Regions from separate parts of the Homo sapiens genome. Here region 1 is linked to region 2. Evidence: read pairs that join two places in POLR2A ChIA-PET (ENCODE). Cell type or tissue: PC-3. All regions are shown on one strand.

Region 1 (5,000 bases), 300 kb before region 2:
GAGAGAGAGGGGTGCGTTGATTGAAAAATTACCTATTGGGTACCATGCCCACCATCTGGGTCAAATATATCCATGTAACAATCCTATAAATGTACCTCCTGTATCTAAAATAAAAACTGAAATTAAAAAAAAAAACTTCAAAGCAGTAAATTGTGTATTTTAGGGAATTAACTCAAATGCTGAATTAGGTGCAAATCATTAAAAGCACAGGATAAAAATGTGCTCAGATTAAAGACCGCCTCTATATTGCAGGTCAGCTTTCCTAGGAGGCATATTCTGAGTTGCTAAGATTTGTGTTTTGATGTTTGTTGAAAAGTGCCATGAGGAAACAATGAAAGTAGGATTGGGCAAAGGGAGAAGTTAAGCTGAAATTCTTTTGCAACAGCAGCCTTAGTCAATGTCACACAGAGCTCTGAAGCTGAGATGACCCTTCAGAGATTGCCCTAAATTTAAACTTTCTAAACCTTAATGCTGAAGTGTTTGTTTATTCAGGAAAAGGATATAGATATTTATAGACTTTAGATTTGGGTAGATAAATATAAATTTAAATATTTCTGTTACAAAAGTTTGGGATGATACTAGAAGAATAAAAATATTATGTATAATTTCTCAACTAGAAGAGGAGAAATAAAGATAATAAAAAAAGAAGAAAAAATATGGCAAATATAAAGCATAAAATAAAATTAGAGGGATAAGCCTCAGTGTGTTAATAATAATATTAAATGCATATAGGTGAAAATTTCCGATTAAAAGATGGAACTTCTAAAGCCAAATAAAAAGATAAAATCCAGCTTTGGCTATTTGTAGGAGACAAATAAGGGAGAGGGAAATGTATACTTTGTAATGTACAAAATATATCTTTGTTGGGAAACATATATTTCCATATATATATTTATGTATAGATAAAGGGAGAAGGATATATATATTATATATATAATCTCATATATATATAATCCCATATATATATAATCCCATATACACACACACGCACACACACACACACACACATATATATATATATATATATATATATATATATATATGCAGGAACAGCATATATTTGCCTATAGTAATATATTATTCTATATATTTACTATATTAGGAAATATTGCCCATATATACATGCATACAATAACACCAACATAATAAATACAAAACAACTTCAGTTGAGTAACCTTTACAGGGAGATGGAGGGATCTTTCATAATACCAATAAAGGGGACAATCGATCAAGAATTTGTGGAAAACATGAAGGTACATGATTCCCAATTACATAATCTGGGACTATAAAATAAGAAAACAAACAGAAAGGCTGGGCGCAGTGGCTCATGCCTGTAATCCCAGCACTTTGGGAGGCTGAGGCAGGTGGATTGCCTGAGGTCAGGAGTTCAAGACCAGCCTGGGCAACATGGTGAAACCTTGTCTCTACTAAAAATACAAAAATTAGCTGGGCACAATGGTGTGTGCCTGTAATCTCAGCTACTCAGGAGGCTGAGGAAGGAGAATTGCTTGAGCCCAGGAGGCGGAGGTTGCAGAGAGCTGAGACTGAGCCGCTGCACTCCAGCTTGTGCAACAGAGCAAGACTCAGTCTCAAAAAAGAAAAAGAAAAGAAAAGAAACGAAGTATGGGCAAATGTATAATCAATCACAGTAACAATTTGATACTTTGCTTTTTTTTTTTGAGACTGAATCTCACTCTGTCACCCAGACTGGAGTGCAGTGGCGTGATCTTGGCAAACTACAACCTTCACCTCCCAGGTTCAAACAATTCTCGTGCCTCAGCCACCCAAGTAGCTGGGATTGGAGGTGTGCACCACATGCCTGGCTAATTTGTTGCATTTTTAGTAGAAATGGAGTTTTGTCATGTTGTCCAGGCTGGTCTCAATCTCCTGGCCTCAAGTGATCTGCCCACTTCAGCCTCTCAAAGTGCTGGGATTACAGGCCTGAGCCACCAGGCCTGGCCAACACTTTGTTTCTAAAAGAAATCATTTTAGCTAATGAGAAAACAAAAAATTAATAATACTGGAAGAGGAAAATGTTTGATCTAATAGCTATATAATGAATCTTCCACTGAACAAAGATACATTTTTTTCTATAATACATGAAACTTTTACAAAATTTGACCATGTATTAGGCTACAAGAGAATAAATTCCAAAGAATTAAGGTAATGTAGAATGCATTCTCTGATTGCTATACTATAAAACTAAAAATAAATCATAATAATATACTTATTAATGTATATGTCTGGAAATTTAAATAAAAAAAGAAAAGAAACAAAAAACCACTTAAATCATAGGCTAATGGGAAAATAAATAGACTCCTGAGAATAGATTTTCCAGATCATTGGCTATGCAAATATTTAGTTTTAATGTATAATATTAATGAAATTTTCCAAAGAAGTTATGCCTTTGCTCTCCCATCACAGCATATAAGAGTCTCATTTTCTCTGTATTCTCAATAACATTTGGTACTCTATTTTATCATTTTAGCCAATCTCATGAATCCATAAGTAGTATCAGATTGCAGTTTTAAATTGCATTTCCTTGATGACTAATGCAGTTGGGCATAGTTTATATGTTTATTATCCATATAGCTCTCCAAGTCTTATTTTAAGTTCTAGTGTTTTCTCTTTGTGTCTTCCCTCTCTCCTTTCCCCTATTTTGTTCAGTTTCGCTAGACTACATTCTGCATCTTTTCAAGCAGTGCACTTTGGTTTTATTTATTATCTCTGTCATATTCATAGTATCCTTCATCTACTTTATTTAGATACACTATCCCTTTTATAGTTTTTAAGTAACAGCTATATTGACAGATAGTTCACATACCATACAATTCACCCACTTTAATTACACAATTCATAGGCTTTTAATATATTTGGAATTGTGCAACAATCACCACAATCAATCTCAGAACATTCTTGTCACCACAAAAGCAAACCCCTTAACAGTCATTCTCCATTCCCTTCAACCTCCACCAGGCCTAGGTAACTGCCATCTACTTTCTGTCTCTATAGATTTCTGATTCTAGACTTCCATATAAATAGAATCATACAATATATGGTCCTTGAATATAGCTTCTGTCACTTGTCATATATTTTTAAGGTTAATTAATGTTGTAGCATGTATCAGTACTTCATTTCTTTTTATTGCCAAATAACATTGCATTATATGGATAAGCCACATTTTAATTATCTATTTATCAGTTAATGGTCATTTGGGTTTGTTCTACTTTTTGGTTACTATGAATAATACTGACCAGAACACATGTACAGTTTTTTATATGGACACATGTTTTCATTACTTTTGAGCTTATAGATTTTTAACTAAATGCTTAATTCATTTGCTTGCCTAAGAAATACTTCCTGTAAATTTTTATTTAGCTGCAATCTACAAATTATAATACGCAATGTATTCATTGTTGTTCACTCCCGAATAGTTTCTGTTTTAATTATCAAGTTTTCCATTTGGGCACAGGAATTGGATTTCCTACAACCTTGAAATTAGATGTGGACATGTGACTTGCTTAAGCTAATGGAATGTAAACAGAAGCCATATATACTACTTCCAGTTGGTAATTTGAGAGAAAACACATGACTCTCGATGGTTCTATTTCCCTCTGACACAGAGCTCAAAGCTATTCAAGATTGTGGTTACCTTTTTTACACAGGTCTCAGTGAGAATAATGCCAAGCACAGCTCCTCAAAATGGAAATGTAGCTTGAGTGAACAGTATCTTTTTGCTGTTTCAAGTCACTGAAATTTTGTAGTTATTTGTTACTGCACAGTAAACTAGGCTACTCTGTTGGTCACAAGGAATATATGCTTTGCAAAAGAGGAAGCAAAATCATTATCCATTCTCATCAATCAAATTATATAGCTAGAAAATCTAAATGACTCTAAACAACAAAAATAGAACTTTAAAGAATATGGTAATACAAATGTACATAAAATACATTTACAAGGAGCTACAGCTTTAATTTACTCTTTCAATAGCCACTCAAAAAAAAATAAAGCTGGAGATATACTTCCACAATAGCAATAAAATACTAAATATATTAAAATTAAAATATATTTATCAAGAGAAAAACCATGCAAATTAAGGACACAAAGCATGACCTGAAAAAATTCACGAAATGATATTTTTCATAAAAATATCAAAAATTAAGAAAAATAATATATACACACAACACTGTATTAAATAAAATTCTATATTTTAATTAGTCAAAGTTAACTTTTTATGTTTATAAATTATGTGAATCTCAAGAAAATCTTGAAAAATAATGTGACCTAACATATTGTAAAATACTTTATGAAGCTATCCTAATAAATGGATTACTAGAATAAGATCAAACAAGTAACTCATTGTAGCAGGAAATATATTATTTCATAAATGTGGCAAGTCAAATTACTGAAGAAATTTGGATTATTCCATATAGGTGTTACTGAAACATGAGGGGTTAGCTTTGGGTCCTGCTGCTTGCTGCACAGAAAGCCAATCACTGAGACAACAAGTATTGCCAAGGAAGAAGGCTTTAATTAGGTGCAGCAGCCAAGAAGATGAGAGATCAATCTCAAGTCTATCTCGCTGACAGACTAAATTAGGGGTTTATATAGCAGGGAAGAAATGTAACTATGTGTGGGAAAATAGGAACTATGGAGGGGTAAAGAAGCAATCATGATGATTGAGGAATCTGGCATCTCATTGTCTGGATGTGCTGATACAAAGAGTTTCATTATTTGATGGTTTTTGAAAGATCTGAAGGTTATTTCCTGAGGAAGGAACTCAGGTAAAACAAATGTGAGTTTCAAATTTTAAGACCAGAAGGGTCCATTTCTATGTTTATCCAAAAATATGTCTATAGGACTATTGGACTGGTTTCTTATGTTATTGAGACAGCTGGATAATTGATTTGAAGATTGGAAGAAGTTAAACCTCCACCTGATGCTGTTTTAAAAAAAAAATCCTTACACAATATAAAAGGTTAAATTCCAGATAAATTAAA
Region 2 (5,000 bases):
TTATAAATTTTGAAATGGAGAACACTGTTATTAAAGGAGACAAATATCACATGTATAATTCAAAGTCAATGATATTTTCCAAATGCACTTAGCAGTTGCATCTGAGACTTTTTTTTTTCTAATTTCCAATAACTCTGGCACTATAGAGATTTGTAAACACTCATTTTGGGATTTGTGGAAATTACATTCAGATACTTCATTCCGGATCTCTTGTTCATTTCTTTCCTTTTTGTATAATCATACTAATAATAACAATATCATGCCTTTTTTTTCTTTAGACAGAGTCTCATTCTGTCGCCAGGCTGGAGTGCAGTGGCACGATCTCGGCTCACTGCAACCTCTGCCTCCTGAGTTCAAGTGATTCTCCTCCCTCAGCCTCCTGAGTAGCTGGGACTACAGAGGCGCAACCATGCCCAGCTAATTTTTGTATTTTTAGTAGAGACGGGGTTTCACCCTGTGTGCATGTGTTCTCATTGTCCAACTCCCACTTATGCGTGAGAACATGAGGTGTTTGGTTTTTCTGTTCTTGTGTTAGTTGCTGAGAATGATGGTTTCCAGCTTCATCCATATCCCTGCAAAGGACATGAACTCATCCTTTTTTATGGCTGCATTGTATTCCATGGTGTATATGTGCCACATTTTCTTTATCCATTCTATCATTGATGGGCATTTGGGTTGGTTCCAAGTCTTTGCTATTGTGAATAGTGCTGCAATAAACATGTGTGTGCATGTGGTTTTATAGTAGAATGATTTATAATACTTTGCATATATACCCAGTAATGAGATTGCTGGGTCAAAAGGTATTTCTAGTTCTAGATCCTTGAGGAATCACCACACTGTCTTCCACAATGGTTGAACTAATTTACACTCCCACCAACAGTGGGATAGCCTTCCTATTTCTCCACAGCCTCTCTAGCATCTGTTGTTTCTCGACTTTTTAATGATCATTATTCTAACCGGCGTGAGATGATATCTCATTGTGTTTTTGATTTGCATTTCTTTAATGACCAGTGATGATGAGCATTTTTTCATATGTTTGTTGGCTGCATAAATGTCTTCTTTTGAGGAGTGTCTGCACTTCGCCTCATGCACCTGCACCTGATACCAGAATATTTTATCCAGATATTATATATTAAATTAATCTCAAAGTATTGACACTTTTAGGTAAAGGGAGAAATAGTTTACAAATTACATTCTCCTTACCAGCTTCACATTATATATTATTACATTTGAAAAAAAATCTGTTAAAATTATTGCACTTAAACTGAGGCCAGAGAGGCAAAATGACCTCCCCAGTGCTATAGAACTAGTAATGTAAAAGCCCAGTTGAGAACTGTACAGAGTCTGCCCTTGTTTTCTCCTTAAAAGTTGGAAATATTTGCCTCTTTTTGAGCTAATGAACTTCCTGAAAGGAGAAAGAAAACAAAATAGGAAAGGCTTCAGGTGAAAGGTAAGGAAAAAATCAGGGGAAATACAAAGCTAGGTGAAAAATAAGTGTTAAAAACTAAGCAGGATTCCTATTAATTGAACCAAAAGAATGAATAAACAGAAAAACATGGCAATTTACATGGCAAAATTTTGTATAGGAGCTATTATGTTAAGATGACCCAGATTATCTTCAATTTATAGAATACCTGTGGGTTTTAAAAACTTCTCTTACCTAATACAAACTCTCAAATGCCATTCATGAAAGCATTTTGCTCCTCACCAGGTTCTTCCTTCTTTCATTATTTTTTTTTCCTTGTTTCTCCTCCATTTTCGGGCTGAGGAGAATCTTCAGATTTTCAGTATTTCCTCCTTTTGTAATAACTTGAAGCTGGGTGTGTCTTCCCTATGTAAACAAATATATTTACCTTCTGACACATCCCACCTTCGTAAGTTAAACTCATCCTATTTACCAAAGCCCTAAAATTCTGCCTAATTCTCCATGACATACTGTTAGTCACAGGTCAAAATTTCCCTCCATTTTCTATATTATGTCATTGTCTGTGGGAAAATTATACAACTGGTAAGGAAAAGTATAAAGGATTTAAAAACAGGTGGAATTATTTTTTTATCAGAAAAACAGGCCAAAATGGACCAGAAAAAGAAGAAATATGAATAAAATGAGGGAAAATAAAGATTATGGCACAAGGAGAAATTACATTTTAATGTGTATATTCGCCAAAAGATAATTTTTTAAACCAAATCTCCACTCTTAACTAAATTATTTTCTAGAAAAGCTTGCAAAAGTGATTTGAGTATAGAAAACTTTCAAGATGGTGAAGCAAGGCCGCAATGTGACTTGACATGAGAGTTAAAAATATATTGTCTAGGGGGAGGAGCCAAGATGGCTGAATAGGAACAGCTCCGGTCTACAGCTCCCAGCCTGAGCGATGCAGAAGGCGGGTGATTTCTGCATTTCCATCTGAGGTACCGGGTTCATCTCACTAGGAAGTGCCAGACAGTGGGCGCAGGTCAGTGGGTGCGCGCACCATGCATGAGCCGAAGCAGGGCGAGGCATTGCCTCACTTGGGAAGCACAAGGGGTCAGGGAGTTCCCTTTCCTAGTCAAAGAAAGGGGTGATGACGCACCTGGAAAATCGGGTCACTCCCACCCGAATACTGCGCTTTTCCGACTGGCTTAAAAAACGGCACACCGCGAGATTATATCCCGCACCTGGATCGGAGGGTCCTACGCCCACGGAGTCTCGCTGATTGCTAGCACAGCAGTCTGAGATCAAACTGCAAGGCGGCAGCGAGGCTAGGGGAGGGGCGCCCGCCATTGCCCAGGCTTGCTTAGGTAAACAAAGCAGCCAGGAAGCTCGAACTGGGTGGAGCCCACCACAGCTCAAGGAGGCCTGCCTGCCTCTGTAGGCTCCACCTCTGGGGGCAGGGCACAGACAAACAAAAAGACAGCAGTAACCTCTGCAGACTTAAATGTCCCTGTCTGACAGCTTTGAAGAGAGCAGTGGTTCTCCCAGCACGCAGCTGGAGATCTGAGAACGGGCAGACTGCCTCCTCAAGTGGGTCCCTGACCCCTGACCCACGAGCAGCCTAACTGGGAGGCACCCCCCAGCAGGGGCACACTGACATCTCACACGGCAGGGTATTCCAACAGACCTGCAGCTGAGGGTCCTGTCTGTTAGAAGGAAAACTAACAACCAGAAAGGACATCCACACCAAAAACCCATCTCTACATCACCATCATCAAAGACCAAAAGTAGATAAAACCACAAAGATGGGGTAAAAAACAGAACAGAAAAACTGGAAACTCTAAAAAGCAGAGCGCCTCTCCTCCTCCAAAGGAACGCAGTTCCTCACCAGCAACGGAACAAAGCTGGATGGAGAATGACTTTGACGAGCTGAGAGAAGAAGGCTTCAGACGATCAAATTACTCTGAGCTACGGGAGGACATTCAAACCAAAGGCAAAGAAGTTGAAAACTTTGAAAAAAATTTAGAAGAATGTATAACTAGAATAACCAATACAGAGAAGGGCTTAAAGGAGCTGATGGAGCTGAAAACCAAGGCTCGAGAACTACGTGAAGAATGCAGAAGCCTCAGGGGCCGATGCAATCAACTGGAAGAAAGGGTATCAGCAATGGAAGATGAAATGAATGAAATGAAGCGAGATGGGAAGTTTAGAGAAAAAAACAATAAAAAGAAATGAGCAAAACCTCCAAGAAATATGGGACTATGTGAAAAGACCAAATCTACGTCTGATTGGTGTGCCTGAAAGTGATGGGGAGAATGGAACCAAGTTGGAAAACACTCTGCAGGATATTATCCAGGAGAACTTCCCCAATCTAGCAAGGCAGGCCAACGTTCAGATTCAGGAAATACAGAGAACGCCACAAAGATACTCCTCGAGAAGAGCAACTCCAAGACATATAATTGTCAGATTCACCAAAGTTGAAATGAAGGAAAAAATGTTAAGGGCAGCCACAGAGAAAGGTCGGGTTACCCTCAAAGGGAAGCCCATCAGACTAACAGCGGATCTCTCGGCAGAAACCCTACAAGCCAGAAGACAGTGGGGGCCAATATTCAACATTCTTAAAGAAAAGAATTTTCAACTCAGAATTTCATATCCAGCCAAACGAAACTTCATAAGCGAAGGAGAAATAAAATACTTTACAGACAAGCAAATGCTGAGAGATTTTGTCACCACCAGGCCTGCCCTAAAAGAGCTCCTGAAGGAAGCACTAAACATGGAAAGGAACAACCGGTACCAGCCACTGCAAAATCATGCCAAAATGTAAAGACCATCGAGACTAGGAAGAAACTGCATCAACTAACGAGCAAAATCACCAGCTAACATCATAATGACAGGATCAAATTCACACATAACAATATTAACCTTAAATGTAAATGGACTAAATGTTCCAATTAAAAGACACAGACTGGCAAACTGGATAAAGAGTCAAGACCCATCAGGGTGCTATATTCAGGAAATGCATCTAATGTGCAGAGACACACATAGGCTCCAAATAAAAGGATGGAGCAAGAGCTACCAAGCAAATGGAAAACAAAAAAAGGCAGGGGTTGCAATCCTAGTCTATGATTAAACAGACTTTAAGCCAACAAAGATCAAAAGAGACAAAGAAGGCCATTACATAATGGTAAAGGGATCAATTCAACAAGAAGAGCTAACTATCCTAAATATATATGCACCCAATACAGGAGCACCCAGATTCATAAAGCAAGTCCTGAGTGACCTACAAAGAGACTTAGACTCCCACACATTAATAATGGGAGACTTTAACACCCCACTGTGAACATTAGACAGATCAACGAGACAGAAAGTCAACAAGGATACCCAGGAATTGAACTCAGCTCTGCACCAAGAGGACCTAATAGACATGTACAGAACTCTCCACCCCAAATCAACAGAATATACATTTTTTTCAGCACCACACCACACCTATTCCAAAATTGACCACATACTTGGAAGTAAAGCTCTCCTCAGCAAATGTAAAAGAACAGAGATTATAACAAACTATCTCGCAGACCACAGTGCAATC

What was found. ChIA-PET counts read pairs that join two places held together with the same protein. Peaks named below come from ENCODE experiments on the same cell type or tissue, not always from the same donor. Only the 100,000 strongest peaks of a DNase experiment are listed, where the experiment ranks them.
Region 1: POLR2A ChIA-PET joins it to region 2 with 9 read pairs; 1 of 35 experiments calls an interaction of 5 or more read pairs at or near these places.

What each region holds. Positions count from the first base shown.
Region 1 is chr4:101,706,381-101,711,380 of GRCh38, reverse strand. The region is part of intron 2 of LOC107986297 (a long non-coding RNA gene); the gene reads right to left. Among named protein-coding and RNA genes, the nearest start is that of BANK1, 82 kb to the left of the region's middle. In PC-3, no CTCF peak of the experiment used is centred here; no DNase peak of the experiment used is centred here; H3K27ac peaks cover 1,865 bases.
Region 2 is chr4:101,409,010-101,414,009 of GRCh38, reverse strand. No RefSeq gene overlaps it. Among named protein-coding and RNA genes, the nearest start is that of PPP3CA-DT, 64 kb to the right of the region's middle. In PC-3, no CTCF peak of the experiment used is centred here; a DNase peak (open chromatin) is centred at 1,899; H3K4me3 peaks cover 401 bases; H3K27ac peaks cover 1,968 bases.